Linked DNA regions of Homo sapiens: all the other regions are linked to region 2. The links are chromatin loops, found by intact Hi-C in ENCODE. Cell type or tissue: dorsolateral prefrontal cortex. All regions are shown on one strand. Links, peaks and the distances in the headings refer to the core of each region. The heading gives the core; the rest is flanking DNA.

The links. A loop is a pair of places that touch in the nucleus more often than their neighbours do. Peaks named below come from ENCODE experiments on the same cell type or tissue, not always from the same donor. Only the 100,000 strongest peaks of a DNase experiment are listed, where the experiment ranks them.
Region 1: a loop joins it to region 2, with 2.7 times the contacts of the local background. A loop is called at or near these places in 1 of 110 quality-filtered maps.
Region 3: a loop joins it to region 2, with 4 times the contacts of the local background. A loop is called at or near these places in 1 of 110 quality-filtered maps.

Annotation. Positions count from the first base shown.
Region 1 is chr6:164,745,580-164,751,945 of GRCh38, reverse strand. No RefSeq gene overlaps it. Among named protein-coding and RNA genes, the nearest start is that of MEAT6, 73 kb to the left of the region's middle. In dorsolateral prefrontal cortex, for the core only: no CTCF peak of the experiment used is centred there; a DNase peak (open chromatin) is centred at 2,345; H3K4me3 peaks cover 958 bases; H3K27ac peaks cover 1,315 bases.
Region 2 is chr6:164,690,328-164,696,693 of GRCh38, reverse strand. No RefSeq gene overlaps it. Among named protein-coding and RNA genes, the nearest start is that of MEAT6, 130 kb to the left of the region's middle. In dorsolateral prefrontal cortex, for the core only: no CTCF peak of the experiment used is centred there; a DNase peak (open chromatin) is centred at 2,583; H3K4me3 peaks cover 1,257 bases; H3K27ac peaks cover 2,892 bases.
Region 3 is chr6:164,638,101-164,644,466 of GRCh38, reverse strand. No RefSeq gene overlaps it. Among named protein-coding and RNA genes, the nearest start is that of MEAT6, 180 kb to the left of the region's middle. In dorsolateral prefrontal cortex, for the core only: no CTCF peak of the experiment used is centred there; a DNase peak (open chromatin) is centred at 3,336; H3K4me3 peaks cover 590 bases; H3K27ac peaks cover 503 bases.

The DNA.
Region 1 (6,366 bases), core at 414-5,413, 55 kb before region 2:
GACAGGGCCATTGGGTTGCAAGAGTCAATTTTTTGAATAAAATTTTACATGAAACTCTGATACAGATCATCTGTGCTGAGCTCTGATGATGAGATCCTGGGCTGCTGAGTGCTATCTGCATTTGCAAAAGGCAAACACACAAACAAACAAAAAAGAAACAAGTAGGGAGTGCTGGCCAACATCCCACTTTTCTCTTCTCACTGCACATGCAACACTCTATTTTCTGCTCTCTTGCAGTTCAGCAGAGACCAGAGACTAAGTTCTTGCCAGGCTCAGCCACGCAGACGCCTTTGTCAGGGAGTATGCACCAGGGTGAAGGCCGCAGAGCTGGTCTGTGGAGCCCAGCTTGGCTGCAGACAGCGGTAGCACCACTGTCTCTGGCTTCCAGGAGGGTAGTACCAGGGATGCTATGGTGGAGGGAGGTTTCCAGGCTGAGAGCGGCCACAGTGTTCCAAGCTGTCTCATGAGTTTTCATGGTGATGGCTGTGCTGTCCTCAATGGATGTCTTATGGGACAGCATTTTGGCCATCTGGCTTCCCCTGATTCTGTCCATTTTAAAATCTTGTTTCAAGTCTTAGAATTCAGCAAGCTAGCTAATCCTCCCCCTAAAAATCATTTTCTACTTCAGAGTGAGGTTTTGCTGCTTGCAAAATAAATAAATAAAAATTAAAAAGAAAAGGTAAAATAAAAGCATATTAAGAGAGGTTGTTAATGGCAAGAGACATTGTGTTTGTACAGGACACAAAATGATTTGCAACTCCCACCCAAACGTAGGAAATCACTGTTATCAGAGACTAGGGAGAAGGCCGGCTTCATGGCAGATGACTAATATTAGAACAGCCAATGCCTCAAAGGCGAATGTCTGTGTTTATGGACCAGGTTTGAGGGGGACGGCTGCCATGGAGAGAGGCCGGGGGAGTGGTGGAGGCAGGCGTCAGAGGTGGGAGGTGGAGATGGAGCAACTCTATAGAAGCCCCACTCTCCTTAGGACACATTTTACAAGCTGCCAGATAATTAAGTCTATTTCAGCTTCAAAATACTATACATCTAAAATATACATATTTAAGCATAGTATGAGGCCTTCATTGGACATTAGAGCATAAGAACTTCACCAATAACCTCAACACAACAACGCTGACCTCGTTCTCCTTTCAACAACTGTCATGTACTGTTTCTAGCACACATAAGCTAGATAATCTTTCTACTCATGCTGGAGACTCTTTAAGGGTAAAAACTGTGTCCCTTTTTTTTTTTTTCACATTTCCTTCAGCATTTGCATTAGGGTCACTGTATCAGAGAACCACCAACAGTCTGGATGAAAACAACAGAAACGTTTTCTCTCACAGTTCTGGAGGCTGGACGTCCAACACCCAGGCGTGGCAGGTCATGCTCCTCTGAGGCTCAGAGTGGAGTCTGGGCTCACTTTTCCCAGTTCTGGGGCGAGGGGGTGTGGGAGTGGGGTGGGCAACCTCTGGTATTTCTTGCCTTGTAGCCGCCTCACTCCAATCTTTGTCTCTGTTGTCACATGGCCTCTTTCTCCCTGTGTCTGTCTCTGTGTCTCTCCTCATCTTCTTATAAAGACATCAGTTACACTGTAGTAGTGTCCACCCTCTATCCTCAGTATGACCTAATCTCGACTCCATTGCATCAGCCAGGAGCCTATTTCCAGGTGAGGTCACACATTCACAGGACACAGTGGGTAGCACTTGGATTTATCATTTAATGGGGACTAATTCAACCAATAACCTTGCCTGATCCAGGAAAACAAACATAAATATGCATTGTTGAGCACATATTCAATGTGTTTCTCTTCTGTTCTCTCTTCACTTCTGAATAAATCAGCAGCCCAGGTTTCTTTCTTCTCCTACCTATATCTTTCCATGCATCTTTAACTTGGAAATTAAAATACTTTTCCCATCTGCAATAATCACATCCATTTCATTCTTGAGAGAAAGCGCAAGGGAATTTTTGCAGCCAGTGGTGCTTTTCTGCCTTCTCCACCACCATGACAAAGGCCAGGTCTCTGATCTCAGCATCATTCCTCCAATCAGGCCTCCTCCTCCCCTTATTCTGGAAATAGGACTGCACAAAACAAGGGGTGAGGTGGGTGTGTCTTATGAGAGTACCTCCTGGACTAGTCAATTCATTTTGTTTTCTTCTACCTTGGCTCATCTGAGCCCATCACTTTGCTCCTTACATGGTAGAGGGAAAAACATCTGGAGAGGAGTTCAAACGGGAGCACTGCTGGGAAGGAAAAATGATGCCTTAACTCTGCTGCGAAATAACCCCTGTCCCTGTCATGGATCCTGCTCTCGGCCAAGCTCTGACACACAGCTCCGAGGATGGATGACTCGGCAGCTGCAACACACGTCGGCTTGTCTGGCTGCAGACAAGAGGCATGTTTGATTTGTGTGTTTGCTGAAGCTCAGTAACAGGCAGAATCTTTTCTCTACCCTTGGAATAGACACAGAAGAATCCACTAACTTACGGAAAGAGAAAATCCACCCTGTTAACAAATTTAGGTTTTCCCCACAGCCCTCCCATTTCTCTGGCCTCTGAGGTGCTATTTGGAAAGACTTATAGATTAGCATCTGGGAAGCTTTCCAAACTGCTTGTAAAATGAATAGAAAGAAGGAAAAGATAACAAGCCATATTAGGCTGTTTTCATCTCTTTAACCACAACACTGTGGTGAGCTGAGATCAAGTCATGTTTTCTAGGGTTTCTTGTAGAAGATTAGATTTCTAGTTTGTACATCTGCTCGGGTCTAATCGCTCACCTGTTTCCACTCCTGGCTGTGTACAGCAGAAGCTCTAATTCATTTGTCTGCAATAACAGGGGGTGAGTGTGCATGATGGGAGTGTGTCCCCAGCCTCAATATATTCCTGCTTCTTGGACAGAGATTTTTGCTCAGAGTAAGAATGCATGGTCATCTCAACTCTAAATGCCCCACAGTTGCTAATGATGTATTTCATGGAGGGTCCCCATCCCTAAAAGCAATAATTAATTAACTATACAAGTGACTAATTAATAAGTCTTCACAAAAGATGCTGTGAACAGAATCCATATAAACTCTGACTGCTATAGGCATTATGGCAGGTTACATTATTTCAAACTTTACTATGTGCCAGGCATGGTGGTAAATAATTGACAACCATTATCTCATTAGATCTTCCCCAAATGCCCATGAAAGAGGGACTGTTATCTCTGTTTTTCAGATAAGGAATCTGAGAATTAGAAAGATTAAGTAATTTTCACAAAATCACAGAGATTAAACTATGGAACATTTGAGATATGAAATTAGGACTTCAGACTCCCAAATCCTTATTATAATTACTATGCTATGCTGAACCAATCAAGGGACAGAAAAATGGAAATATGGAATGGAAAAGCAGGAAAAAGCAAAAGCTTAAATATTAATTAGCAGGAGACTCAAAATAAGAAAATAAATGCTGGCATGCAAATCAAATGATAAAAATCGGAACGAATTAGAGGACACAAGTTTCCTCAAATAAGTAAGTTCTGAGCTAAATTTGGAAGCGGGAAAGATATATTTAAGGTCCTATATTTCTTTATGTGTACTTTCTGTTTTAGAAGTACTGTGGTTCTTGAAAAAGAGTCACATAGAAATATAGAGATAACACTGGTCTTGGATAGGTCATTCTATAATCTGTCATGGTTGTGGTAAAGGAAAGGAAAAACAAAAACCAAAAACAAACAAACAAACAAACAATAACATGTGTTTCTGATAGCAGCCAGAGACAGGCAAATGCCTAGGCAGATAGGGCAGGTGCCTGGTGAAACTCCACCTTCAAGCTGAAGACAGTTCAAAGCCTACCTACAAGTCTCAGGTAAGTCTTCAGACCAGATTGAGAACTTGTCTTCCCATTTGGTGCACATTCCTCTGATTGATCCCCAGCCTTCACCTGTTTTACATATGCCTACCCTTTTCTAATTGGTCTTCTACACTGCCGTGCCCACCTTTGAGTGGTACCTTTGCTTTAGCTTTCTTTGCATATTCACAAACCAATCAGAGTGGACTCCTGTATTCTGAGCCCATAAAAGTCCCGGACTCAGCCACACTGAGAGAGAAACCACCCAACTGAGGGGGTGAGGGACCACGTCGCATCCCCTCTCACTGCTGAGAGTGTTCCATCACTCAATAAAGTTATGCTCTGCCCTCCTCAGTCTTCAATCGTCAGTGTATTCTCATTCTTCTTGGATGCTGGACAAGAGCTCGAGAACCACTGAACATGGGTACAAGCTATAACACAGGCGAGCTGGGGCACACCAGGCCCAGCCATGGGCTAAGCCAGTGTGCAAGTTAGACTTGACCCAGGCGGGCTGAGTAGATGGGGTGCCCCCGCTGTGAGCCCAGCAAAAGGGCCAAGAAAAATCCTGTGTCATTTGAAGAGCAGATTCATTAATTTTATCAGTTACAAAAGGCCTTTCAATTGGCTTCCAATCATTGATATCCCTCAACAAAAATCAGAATAAATAGGCCCTTACCTGAATTCGGTGTTTTTTCACTTCATGGAAGGGAGAATTTGGGATGGCCTGAAGATAACTTTTTTGTGTGTTTTGAAAATAAGATAGAATCTTTGCCTAGAGCTGAAAGTGCAGGAGTTACAGCATGTTGTCTGAATAGTTGTACTCAACCTCTGGGCTAGAACAAGACAGGATGACGACTAAAACACAGTATGCAAGCTTAGAAAGTAGTTATTATGGGCTACGAAACCTGTAGTTTGAAAGCTTGGCTGTTTTTATGTTTCCTGTTTTTTTCTTTGCTGTTTCTGTTTTATTCTCTCTCTCAGAGTTTGTTAAAGATCTTTTGGAAAAGTCTAACCTGTGTCACCATTCCAAAGAGAATTGTTGAAGAGAGTGCCTGACTTCGGATGGAGCTTTTTGTTTTAAACAACCGTAGTATTGGTATGTTTTTTCTCAAAACAACTTATATTTCCTAGACTACAATGTAATACATATTTTTCACAGACAAAAATAAAGAGAAATGTAACATAATGAATCCATTCTAAGAGACTTTTAAAAAATTTTTGGTATCTTTCCACAATACATAGACTGATAACCTTGACTGAATCACATTGCATATGTTTTCATAACCATTTATTCATAAATATATTTCATGAAATCACTGGTGGCAGAGAGGTGGATCCCATAAAAATACTCTATTTAGCTTCTCCACCACTGCTCCCAATTCTGACTTTATAAGTAACAGTGTGAGGTACACAGAAACATCTCTGCATATATTTCTTTTGTATTCTCAATTAGTTATTAAAAATTTTCCCTGAACATCCCAAGATTCTCATTACCGTCATATCTAAGAAAACATCTCTTTTAAATGTGTGTTATTTTGTCATTATAGTTCCAATATTCCTCTTTCTCCATCTATAGTGGCAAATTAAGATGTCTCATTATTTGCCTTGTTTAGGCAGTGATTAACACATCTATTAACATGGTAGGAGTTGAGGAAAATTGTTAAAGAGTGTTGAAAAGTGTAGTAACTGATAATAGTTACCAACTGTTCATAATGCATTTAGCTTAATTTGTATGAAAAAATCGTGTTTGCAACAGCACTTGCCAATACGAAATTTTGCCAACAGTAATGATCCTTTGCTTCAAGACCTGTGATTGATTTCCACCTGGGGTCAGAAAGGATTTCTCCCTGTGCTTGAGTTTTTCATGGTTAGCTTCATTGTGGGGATGTCTGCTTTCCTCTGGAACATCTGGCACCAACTACCATCACATGCAGAATCCTGACTCAATGGACCATTAGTTTTTGTGCAGAAAGATATGTGAATTTTAAAAAGGCACTCCTGAGTATCTCTAATCAAGGCCATGTGTTATCAGTTGTAGAGAGGGGAGAAATTAGTTTGGTTCAAATCATTGCAATTCCCCCATGTGGAAACCTCTGTCCTAAAATAAACCAAGCACATCCTGGCGCCATGTGTTTAAAGACTATCAGAGACTGCTACTGGACTCCCCTCAAGTGGGCGTCATCATATGTGCTTGGAATCAGCAGGTCAGGATTCCCTGCATCCAAGGCATTCCACAAACAATGAGGAATCAGACTTCACCAACTGCAGAGACGGTGGCTGCTTCTGCTATGATTTTAGGAGTACCAAGAAACTTCCTCTGACCCCAGATAACTCCTTCCTCCTTCCTGCTTTGGCAACTCATTCCCAGCGTCAAATTATTTTTCCAATTTCAATACTCCTTTGCTTATGTTAAAATAGTAACACCCGGCCGGGCGCGGTGGCTCACGCCTGTAATCCCAGCACTTTGGGAGGCTGAGACGGGTGGGTCACGAGGTCAGGAGATCGAGGCCATCCCGGCTAACACGGCGAAACCCC
Region 2 (6,366 bases), core at 620-5,619:
TGGGGATGAAGTTGGGGGGTTCCTCCTTCAATAAAAAGGTGAGTGTCCCAACAGGAAGAACTAAGGAAAAGATGCACATGCAGGCAACTGTTTTTGTAGTTGTGTTGGTTAAAAAGTAGGTGGCTGTTATACGAGTACTTATTCTCCATAAAGGAAAGAAAGTCATCAGCTGACATCAGGCTAGAGAAGTTGATAGCAAGATGAAGTGAGGATGCGAGAGAATTTGAACAGAAAGAATAATACTGAGAACCAGCAATCTTAAAAATGAGAAAACGTGTATCGTAGAAGAAGCCTGGTGAATTGCCAGGCAAGTTACATAATTGTTCTGTAAGGGAATTTTCTCACCTGTTTTATTTATCCAGCCCATTTTGCAGGGTTGATGCAAGCTCTTAAGAAATAATGACTGCAAAATGCCTGTGAAAGCTACAAAGTGTTATAAAATGAATAAAGTGCAAATAAAAAGCAATGATCAGTAAAAGAGGAACAAGGGGTTGGGAGGCGTCATGAAAAGTAGAGTCATGAGTGACATCCGAGTTCTTACAGTTGACCCTCAGGAGAAAGAGGGAGACCTGAGTCAAAACATCCGGTTTTAGAAAGGCATTTCCGTCCTTAGCAAAGAGGAAGTGGGAGGTAGGGAAGCTTAGAGGCATCAAGCCCAAGAACCTTGCTAGTGTACCAGGGAAAGGATTTGAGCCTAAAACTCTTGTGTGCAATTTTAGAAGACTGTCCATTTTCTGTTTTTATTTTTCAATAATTAGAACATGTGAGCAATTCTGCATTTCTGAAGCAAAGACAAGATGGAAAAACAAGAGTTAAGATTCATTACTGTTATTATTGTTATTGTATTTTTTAATAAATGCAGACTCTTAACCTGCTATCCTCAAAGACGTTCTGCAATCACTAGGCATTCAGCCAAACAGTCATGTATTATTCGTAAGCATGGTTTGTTTACTTTAAAAGATTTTCAAGGGCTGCTACAATTGCATATTGCCTTCAACTCTCAGATAGCATCTGTGAGCCGCCAGTGTTTCTTGGATAATTCTTTCTGTCTTGAAGGCTTAAGACACTTGGTCTTTACTCTTACTAGGCTTCTGGGATTCCCGTGTCTCGGCCATGTGTGTTCACACTGCAATGTGTCATAGTCAACATTTTTAACAACCAGTACAATCACATTGATTGCTGAATACCAATCTTGCAAGGAGGTCTCTGTATATAACTCTACTATTGTATGAATCACTTTTGTATGCTTGTCTCTCTAAGTAGTTTTTGTGTTTATTGAGGACAGGGTTTGTAGCTAAGAGCCTTGGAAGGATTCAAGATTTGCTGAAAGTTGCCAGTTATATCCCAGGCATTCAGGCAATAGGATTGGTTAGTGTTTTCCACAGTGAATGAGGTTGAGAACTATTTGGTTAACTGGATGACTTATTCCTTGGTCTGATAATAAATGATGAAGCCTTAGTTTGGGCAACATATATTGAGTGCCTACAATCTGCAGTGCTTTGTGTTTCTATTAAACTTCTATTAATTCAATGGAGTAGAAAGCACGGTTCATCCCCATCAGTGAGGTTTAATTCATTGAAGAGACAATAAATGCATTTTAATGATAATAACCCCCCTTGTAGAGAATTTAATACTTTACAAAGAACTTTAACAACAAAGGAGCCACATATACCTCTTATAGAGTAAGTAAAGCAAGTCCTATAATCTCATTTCAAGAACATCGAGAAACTGAGTTTTGGAGTTACATATACTAGTGAATAGGAGAGCAGAGGCTTCAATTCCATTTGAATGATGCCCCTGGATTTGTGCAGCCAGGGGCACCCGTTGGTGAATGTGGGAAGCAGCACATGCTAAGACCCAGTGGTGGGATCAAACCCGGAGTGGCTGAGGAACTGCAGTCCCCGTGTGTCTGAAAGCGATGGAACCTTGTAAAAAAAGTTTGGCCCTCGACTCAGAAGATGGTGCAGTCTCATGGGAAACAAAAGTTGGAGAAGATATGCTAATCACACAGAAAAATGTGAGACCAAGCTTTCAGTCAATACTGAAATAGGCTTGACATATCTGATGGACCACCCGGGGCACTACCTAACTGAAGCCTAGGTCTGGGTTTCATGTAGATACAAAATTGGCTAAGAAAACAGTGGGTAAATGGAATTGAGCAGACAATGGGCAGTCATTGCTAGACTTAATCAAGGAATCCACACAGTCAAAAAGGTTTTAGTCTATTCATTGAAAGACTTATTTCATTGGAACTTTGGGCAAAAAAGTGGTTGTGTTTATTGTGTGTTACATAGATCATGATACATTATTTTATACAATTGTAAAAGAATCTTTTAAATCACCACCTTAATAGAGTTGTAATTTTACTCAAAACTAGAATTAAAAAATGAAACCCATATATATATTTAACTTAGAAAGATGCAGCTGGGCTTCAAAATTGGCCTCATGCATTTTCCTTCCACAATTTGGCAAAACTACAGCAACCTCCTCTCAAACATTGGCCTCCTTCCTTGTTTCAGCACAATGGGAGCTTTCACATTTCTTCCAAAAGGCTTATTCACAATTATGCAACCCTTTATGGGAGCTTCCTACAGAAAACCACACAGAGTGATGCAGGCACCCTGGTTGTCTGGGTTCCTGCCGAGAGGTAGCAATTTGATGAAAGCAAGGAAGCCAGACCCCATCGTGAGTAAGATTTTAATGCGTGAGCCTAGCATCCGAAAAGGATAACAGCCCTGCTCATAGCATTCACCTTAATGAAAACGCAGTCAGTCTAACATTCAAAATGCACTTAATTTTAAAAGTACTCCTCATTCACACACAGCAACCAGATCATGCACTACATCTTATCTTTTTGTGTGTGTGAACCTAAGATCATGGGTCAAAGAGAAATATGCTTTCTGTGTTTAAACTGAAAAAAAAAATTCCCCGCAAATTGCAATGAAATATCATATTTCCACTCTAAGAGACTGAAAATTATTCAAAAATATATATTTAAATAAGACTAGCAATGAAGCAAGAAATATTTAGTTTCGTGAGACAGCAGTGCTAACTCTCTTTTATTGTTTTGGTAACATCCTATGAGAAGTTGCATTCAGATAAACAGTTCAACCCCTTCAGATTTGCTGACTGTTTACTGTAATATTTTTCAATAATTATGTAATTAGCTCATCAACTCTTTCACACTCAGTATTTCCCTCCTAGCTACTTGGTTTGTTTACTTTAGGGGCTGTCTGAAGTTCTGTGTACAGAATTAATAAGTGGAATAATTTATCTCTTTGCCTTTTGCAAAGAGTCATTCTAATTCAGAACACCTTTACCCGCATGAAGTTCGTGACTCTTTGAGGCTGCCATGGTTCTTAGCTGTTACTGATCCAGGAATCAATTTAAAATACAGTTCACTCTTTATTCTGTTACATTGTTATTTCTTAACCAATAGGTTTTGTGTTTGAAGTGATTTCTAAAGAAACTTCCAGTTGAGGACATTCAATACTAATCAAAGGGTCATAATATGTAAAATATGGAACTGGTGCAGATTTGGGACTGAAAAAAAATGAGAAGGACATAGTGACATGCTTCGTGAGGAGATGAAAGCAGAAGTAAATAAGCTCTAAAGTTTTGAATGAGAACTGCTGGCATTTTTTTTCTTGTGTTTTTAGGTGTGCTAAGTGCAGCAAGCCCATTCAGAGAGCTGGCCTGAGCCATGCAAGCAGTGAGAGGGGCAGCTGAACGGAATGAAGACAGGGCTCTGTCCCCTGTGAATGGAATGGGGGTCTCAACAGAGAGAAGCAATTGCCAAGGGATAGGAAAGCAGGAGGCTCTTAATAGATGTGCCCAGGACTGAGGTCATAGGCAACAGGACAATAGTCAGATCCAGTGATAAAATCTACAAAAGAAATCAGTGGAAAAAATGCACATAGATTTACTAAGATTTACCCAAAATCTGGGAAGTCATACTAAGGAAGTACAAAATGGTATAATAGAAATTCAATTAAAATAGATTACTTAAAGGAAGAACCCTGAAACAATTCAAACTCTTCTAAAAATATACTGCCCTAGCAAGGAGTAAGCTTTCTATGACTTAAGGTGTTCAAACACAATTTACCATAATATCTTGGGTTCATTTCAGGACACACTCAGATGTTAGCTATATGATACACAAAATTACCTAAAAGTTCTATTTTAACACTTAATCCATGTTCTAAACTTTTTTCTTTCACTAATTTATTTTGTAGCTATTAAAAAAATAAACATATCTTTGCTAGTGTTATAAGTAAGGCCTAAGAGTGGTCTCTTATTTTGCTACAGTACCATACTTCCTGGCTTGCGGTGTAACATTTTTTTGTGATGTTATTCTGATTCAACAAAAAAAGTAAAGAGACCACTTCTTAAAAGTGCGTTTAGACTAATAATTGCTAAAAATGCAGGTATGACAACCTTTTCACATTTAACTTCTGAACTCAAGCAGATAATATGAACACATTTTTTTAGTAGCTATAGTGCGTATATCCTAGTATGCAGATAAAAGTAGAGAGAAGTGGGTCTAAAATCAACATGAGAGCTAAATTATAAATAATACATAAATATTATAATATTCCTAATATAATAATTTATATTTATAATATAATCATTATAGTAATGTATTATACTTATAATAATTATAATAATAAATACATTAAGCAATTAAACAGTAAAGATACATAAAAATTCTAGTACAAAGGCACATAGCATGTGTTCGCCATGTATATCATTATTATTTTTACAACCGTTTAATTATGACTTCCCAGTCATAATTATAAAATCATAAACTTTTTAAAGTAAATAAAAGAGAAAAATATATTCACAGATTGTTATATTTTCATTCATTTGTATACATTGCTTTATTTTCTTTGAGACACTCCCTGTGACCTATGATGTACTCAGAAGTATGCATTTAATTTCCAAGTGTTTGGAGATTTTTCATGTTGTCTATCTATTATTGATTTCTAGTTTGATTCCATTACAGTTAGAAAACATACTCTGTGAGACTTATTTTAAATGTGTTGAGATTTGCTTTATAAACCAGAATATGATCTATCTTTTGACCGTTCCATGGATAATAAAAAAAATGTGTTTCTCACTGTTGTTGGTAGAGTGGTCTGTAGAGGGCAATTGGACCCTGTTGACTGATGTTCATTCACAGACTACTGAAAAGCTCCTCTTTTATTATGTTTCACGGCTTTATAGCTTAGATGATATCCCTTGTTTAGCTTTTATTTTTTAAAAAGTGCAAGATATGTTGCATTCTCTTTATAATGCTGATAGTCTTAATTACAGTGTAGTTTCCCACACAGCCTTCTCTCAGAACACTGTTTCAAAGGATTTTAATAGTTGCTTAAAGGATTTCATTGTTATGAACAAAGGACCCCATTATAAAATGTAGAATTAGGCAATGATAACAGCTTTACTTACTCCAGTAACTTCTTAGAAATATCCATGTACTAATCTAACACTAATATGAAGAGGCCCCACCAGTGACTGCATGTCTTCTTTTGTGGTGGTCAGTGTAAGGGTAGCAACTTACCTCCCACTTTAGCAGACATATTCTCATATGTCCAGCCTAATGGACACCTAGAATCGGCTCTTCAACACTTTCAGATGGGAAAAGATGGGAGAGGATGTGGAAGGGCAAACAGACAATGCTGATGTCTAAGCTAGATGAAGCATGCCATGAACTTCTGTCTTCCATCGTTTCTCAACAACAGAAGCTGAAGGCATTAAATGTGCATGGATGCTGCCTCATGCTGGATCTCCGCCAGGAGCAGCAGTGCCATCCCAGTTCTGTGATGAGTGTCTTGCTCTTATCGCCTGTGACTTCAGATGGTTTTCTCCTGCCTTGTGATCTGGGGTCTTTTCCTTCCTTTGTCAATGCTCAGTAGGACAAGAGCAAGTTACGTGTGCCTGCCCCTTCCTTTTCTCTTTTTGCTTCAGGTCTGAGAAGTGGGAAATGAAGAAAAGAATAAGAACATCTCTGAGGTCTCTCAACTCAGGCCATTATTTGTGACTCTTCTGCTCCACAGACTTGTACTTGCTTAAGGTGTCTACATGTTGAATGTACCTGATGCACTTCACAAGGTATGAATCATCAACTTGCCACAAAATAACGTATAACAAATCATTTCCAAAGCTTAATGACAGAAATAGAAGCACATCTCATATTCATGAATATGTAAGAGGAGTGAGTGCCATTTGGCTGATGTGGGAAGTGCCTGGCTGGTTGCCCTACTCCAGGTTGTGGGTTCCCACATGTGGCTTCAGCTGCGGTTCAGGAATTGCATCCTTGTGTTTGCTCTTGGTCCCAGGCTGAAGATGCATACACCCGATGGG
Region 3 (6,366 bases), core at 979-5,978, 53 kb after region 2:
TAAATTTCACTGAGAAATAATTCAGTTTATGATTAGTTTTTGAAAAGAATAACCACTTAAAATTACAACTTAATGATAAATGTAACAGTCAAACCTACAGTGCTCTGTGTGAAAAAGCCTTTTATCTTTCTATTTATTCTTATAAAAGACATAAAGAGGAAAATGGTAAAAGCATGACAAGAAGCCCATTATTTCTACAAAGTTCAAGTTAAAAATAAACTAAAAATATAGCTCAACTTAAAAAAGCAACAACTGAAGTGTGAGTATAGAAGTATATGATTACTTAGCTATGGTTTTTACTCCATACTATATTAACAGAAATTTAAAAATATTCCTCAGATATGGTTAGGCTAATGTATTATCCATTATTTTATAAGCATTTTATTACATATACATTCATATTTGTTGTGGGAACTTCATCCAGAAGAAACTGTAAAAATATATTTTAAAGTGCTTAAAGAAAGAGAAAATAGTATGGGAATCTACATCTTTGAAAAAAGAAAGTTAAAGAAAGACAATTTCAGGTAACTGAACATTGAGGAGATGTGTCCCCAAATGGACTGCATACAAGAAATACTGAAAGAAGTTATTCAGGGAGAGGGAAAATTATACCAGATAAAAACCCAGAACTGCAGGCAAAATAAAATGAAAATAGTAACGTATGATATGGCTTATGATGTTTGTAGAAGTAAAATATACATCTGGTATATTTTATCTGGTAAAATATACCAGATAAAAGCCCAAATTATCTGGTGAAAGGAAGTTAAAGATAAGTAACTATTAGAATGATCAACTATAATCAGTTAAATATGTGTATTGTAATCTTTAAGACAACTATTAAAAATATAACACAAAGAGGTGAAACTAAAGCAAATAGAGAATATTAGAAATGATATCAGAACAATTCTCAATTTATCTAAAGAGAATGGGTAATATAACCAATAATTGCATTAAACATAAATGGACTAAATAGCCTGAATAAAACGCATATTTTTTTTAGCCTGGGTGAAAATGGAGAAAAAAATTAAAACAAACAAAACCAACCAAACACAAATGTGTCATTTATCAGATGCATTCTTCAAATATAAGACATTAGAAGGTTTAAAGTAAAAGGGTGAAAAATCATATGATATGAAAGTATTAAGCCTAAGAAAATTGGGGCAGCTATAATGAATCTCAGACAATTATAACTCTAGGTAAAAACATCATCAGAAACGAAGGGGGCCATTTTAATATCATAAAATTGCCAATTCGTCAGGAAAGCATATAAACAATAATCATGTATATATCTAATTATAAAGCTTCAAAATAAAGAAAAAATAAAACCCTAAAGAAGCAATAAACTAAGTCAATAATGTAAATGATTGAAATAATACTGAGAGATTTCTGGTTTCTGGTCTGGAATGTAAGGAGCTTGAAAGTTGTCACTGCAACTTCACAACAAGAAAAAGTTGAAAACAAAACCCACTAAAAATTGACGACTCTTCTTAGATCCGTCAGGTGAGGATATGTGAGGTCACAAAGTGAAACACCGACCGAAATATTGAAGACGAAGACAGGTGGATGCAGAGAATCACAGGTTCCTGGAGCAGAACACCAGGAACGAAAACTGTGGGGATCGGTACTGGGGGTAGGAAAACCTAAACTGCAGTTGACAAATTGCCAGAGGCTCATCATGGACAATTTTGAGAGTTAACTTTTGCTGAGAGTAGTGGAAAAACAGGTAGATAGAGTACATATTGTATACATTCAATTTACATTTATCCTACATTTTATTTATGCAGGAATAGGAAAGACTCTTCTGTGGTGACAGAAATGACAGCGGTGGCTATGAGAATTAGGTGAAGTAATTAGAAAAGCTTATGCAGGAACTTTCTAGGGTGATGAAAATAATGTAAAATTTTACAGGAGTGTAGGTAACATGGGTGAATACACTTGGCAAACTTATTAGACACCATACTTAGGATCTTTACATTGAAAAGTATATAAGCTGTACTTCAATAATAAATTTTTAAAAATTAAATAAATACACGTCTAACTGTATTACTGCTTACTCTTTCTATAAGTAAAAATTTTAATTAATTAATCAAAGGCCTCAATTCCATGATGCATTACCCCCACATGCCTCTGTCTGTGTAAGTGTATGTATGTACATATGTGGTTGTGTATATGTGCAAAGAGAGAAAGAAAATGGAAGGAAAGAGAAAGAGAAAGGGAAGGAGGGAGGGAGAGAGGGATGGGGCAAGGGAGAGAGAGGTGAAAGATACTGTAAATAGAAGAAAATATTTAACATAGACATAAAAAAAATTTAACCGTATTGCTGAAATTCAGGAAAGTTACTTAAGTCTTTATTCCCCTACAGGGAAAAGGCAATGTACCTATTAATGAACCCAACAGTACTATCCTTTCCAATCAATACAGCAAAGCAGAGAAATATAGTCAGAGGTGAATGCAGAAACTAGAGGCAAGGAAGGTTGAATTAGAAATGCAGGGTAACCAGCACTTTGGGAGGCCGAGGCGGGCGGATCACGAAGTCAGGAGATCGACACCATCCTGGCTAACACAGTGAAACCCCTTCTCTACTAAAAATACAAAAATTAGCCGTGCGTGGTGGCGGGCCCCTGTAGTCCCAGCTACTAGGAGGCTGAGGCAGGAGAATGGCGTGAACCTGGGAGGCGGAGCTTGCAGTGAGCCGAGATTGCGCCACTGCACTGCAACCTGGACGACAGAGCGAGACTCTGTCTCAAAAAAAAAAAAAAAAAAAAAGGAAAGAAAAAGAAAAGAAAAGAAAAAAGAAATGCAGTGTAACTGATCAACATGGTGAAACCCCGCCTCTACTAAAAATACACAATTAGCCAGGCGTGGTGGTGCATGCCTGTAATCCCAGCTGCTTGGGAGGCTGAAGTAGGGGAACCGCTTGAACCTGGGAGGTGGAGGTTGCAGTGAGCCGAGATAGCTCCATTGCATTTCAGCCTGGTCAACAAGACCGAAACTCCATCTAAAAACAAAACAAAACAAAACGAAATACCAAAAAAGAAAAAACCACACACACAAGAAATGCAGGCTAACTGATAGTGTTCTCCACAAAATACCTGAGAGTTTTGCACCAGTTTCCCTTCCATTTTTACGTGATCCTCGCCCTTTCTGTAACAAGAATTCCAAGCTAGAGTTTGGGGAAACAAGGCACAGAGGAAGTCAATAGATAGTTGCATTAGCTTTTCTATTTCAAGCTGTCACAGCTGCAAAATTGTTCAATGTAACTCCGCAGGGAGTGCTACCCAGCTATGCAAATGAATTCCAAATGTGACATTTGCCAGCATGGGGGTGGTAGCTGTGAAGGCTGGGTGACTGCCACCAGTCTGTCTGATGGATTGACTCATATCACTGAGGAGCCAGCCACCATTGATTTCTGCCTTTCCATCACATCACGGTGACCTTCTCCCTGCAAGGAAGGAAAGGAAAAAAAAAAAAAGAGTGGACAAACAAAAAAGAGGTACAGAGTCAAAGAGGAAGTTACAGTGTTCCTTCCTTTATTTATCTCTCCTACTCTCAAGTACTTTCATTATTATGTTATTCCTCTCCACCAAGCCATTTCCTTTTACCCTCACCATATTCCACACTCATACAGTAGTATAACCAGATTAATAACTAGTCCTCATTCTTCCTGTCCTTATTATGTGATTTGGTTTGCCATTGCTTAATTGGTACTTTTGTCATACTTTTAATGCACTAATTAAAAAATAGAGATTAAGTAGAGAATGACTTTCTAGTATATGAATTCTTTTTTTTACCACATTTAATTTTTAATTTCTCAGTCAAATGATTTACTGATTTCCATATTACAAAATGTTTTGAAATTATACAGAACATAACTTCTAAACCATGTAGGTAGAAAGATAAAAGTATTGTCGGTACTCTTTCACCAAGAAAACCCCCGTGTTACGTTATTTTCACTTTTGTCAGAAAATCCCCCTTCTATTAGTAAAATAATCCCTGTTACTGCATGAAAATATGTGGTGGATGGAAGGTAACAGGGAGAGGAGGTAGTGTCAGAAAAGGGGATCAAATTAAGGGATCAAAAATGCCCCAAAGAGGTTCATGTACCTGGAGTCTAAAGTATATTTTGTTCTAAATGTTTTTTTTTTTCTCTTAATCTTCTCTGTCTGAACTGGCCTAGGTCATCTTCCTATATAAAAACATATTTTTATAAGAAAAATTGTACACTCTATTTAATAGTTTAAGAGTTATCCTTCTTGTTAAAGAGTTACAGAAAAAGGCAGTGATTCTATGGTAAGTCAGGACAGTTGTGCAAATAAATTTCTACTTTCTCCTTGGAGATTTACACTGATGCCTATGACTCCTTTGAGATTCTTGACTGGGTTTGCTTGAAACATCCTTTCCTCAGTGGTGTTCACTTGGTAAGTAAATTAGAGTAACAGAGAAGACTTAGGGTGATTTGGTTGGAGAATTAAATTTAAAAATATTCTTATGCTTAGAAGGTTGTCTAAGTAGAAGAAGACATCAGGGTACAGCTGAAATAAGGTTGTAGCTATAAGATACATGTTAAAGGACTCAAAGATTGACAACAGTGATAAGAAGCCTCTTTCAGCTAGAGTTATAAAACGGCTTTCAGGAATCATTGGTGCCTTGTCCGCAATTGTCTCCCGCAAGGACCAGAGCATGAAAGGACCTACTCCAAAAAGAATTATGGGTCTGGCTTTGAGACATTATATGAATTCTGATCAGATTCATAGGAAACTCACAAAGGTTTTATAAATGTTGTATGAAAGACAACTCCACAACTAGCTTGGACTAAAAGGGACAGAGATTGTTTGTAATAAAAAGAGAGATCTGGGCCTTCAAACCTTTATTGTTAGGAAGCAGGATGAGAGCTACTCAGTGGCAAATTTAAATTGTTCTTCCATCTTTATTTTTAATCAACTTTATTGAATATGTGTGTGTATTTGTAAATGTATATGTGTGTGCATATGCCCATTATACTTGAACAATTCACTGAGTGTTGACAACCGTATAGACCCATAGAACCACTGCCACAATAAAGATACAGAACATTTCCATTTCCCTAAAAGTTTGTTTTTGCCAGGTAATCTTCATCAGTGGTGGATTAGATAAAGAAAACGTGGTACATGTACACCACATATAAAAGAGTGAAATCATGTCCTTTGCAGCAACATGGATGCCATTATCCAGGCAAATAAACACAGGAACACAAAGCCAAATACCGCATGTTCTCACTTATAAATGGGAAGCAAACGTTGAGTACACATGGACACAAAAGAGGGAACAAGAGACACCTGGGCCTCCTTGAGGGCAGAGGGTAGGAGGAGGATAAGAGTCAAAAACTAAGTATTGGGTAGTATGCTCACTCCCTGTGTGTCGAAATCATTTGTTCATCAAACCGCAGTGACATGCAATTCACCCGTATCACAAACCTACACACATACCCTCTGAATCTAAAACAATAGCTGAAATTACTAATGTATAAATAAGTAAATAAATAAGTAAATAAATAAATGTAAACATATACAACCAAAAGTATAGTCCAGTTTTCAAGGACCACCTGTTGAAAGCCTATTCTTTTCCCCATTAATTTACCTTAGCTTCTTTCCCCTTTAATCACTTTGGGTGAAATAACTTGATCATGTCTATTTAGGGCAGCTTCTGGGCACTCTTTTCATCAAAATTAATTGACCCTTTACATTTAGTTCTATTTCTGAACTCACTATTTTTTTTTTCCATTGGATTGCTTGTCTATTCTTCAATATAACATTATCTTCATTACTATAGCTTAATATAAGTCTTTAAGTCAAGCACTGGAAGTCCTCAAATTTTGTTGTTTTCTTAAAGATTGTTTTTTCATACATTTTGTATCAAGCCTAATAATTTCTTTACCAAAAAATTGCTTGTTGGGGTTTTGATTAAGATTACATTTAATATTTACATCTATTTGGTGATAAATTACATCATAACAATTTTGAATCTTCCATACATAAATACAATATATTTTGCATGTACTAAATTCTTTTAATTTCTCATACCAATGTTTTAAATTTTCTTTATATACAACTAATTAAATTTTGGTCAATACATTCTAATATGTATTAATTTTTGAAGTTATGATAAATTATCTTCAATTCAATTCCATATTATTTTTAGTATACGGAAATACATTTGAGTTTTGTATATTGATCTTATAACACGATTCTGCTAGATATGCATTTATAGCTGTTTATAGCTGACTATAGCCGTTTATGGGTTTGGTAGGATATTCTACACATATGTACGTAACAGTGGTCAATAAAGAGCTAACTTCTTTTGTAACCTGTAACTCTAAGGATTTTTCTT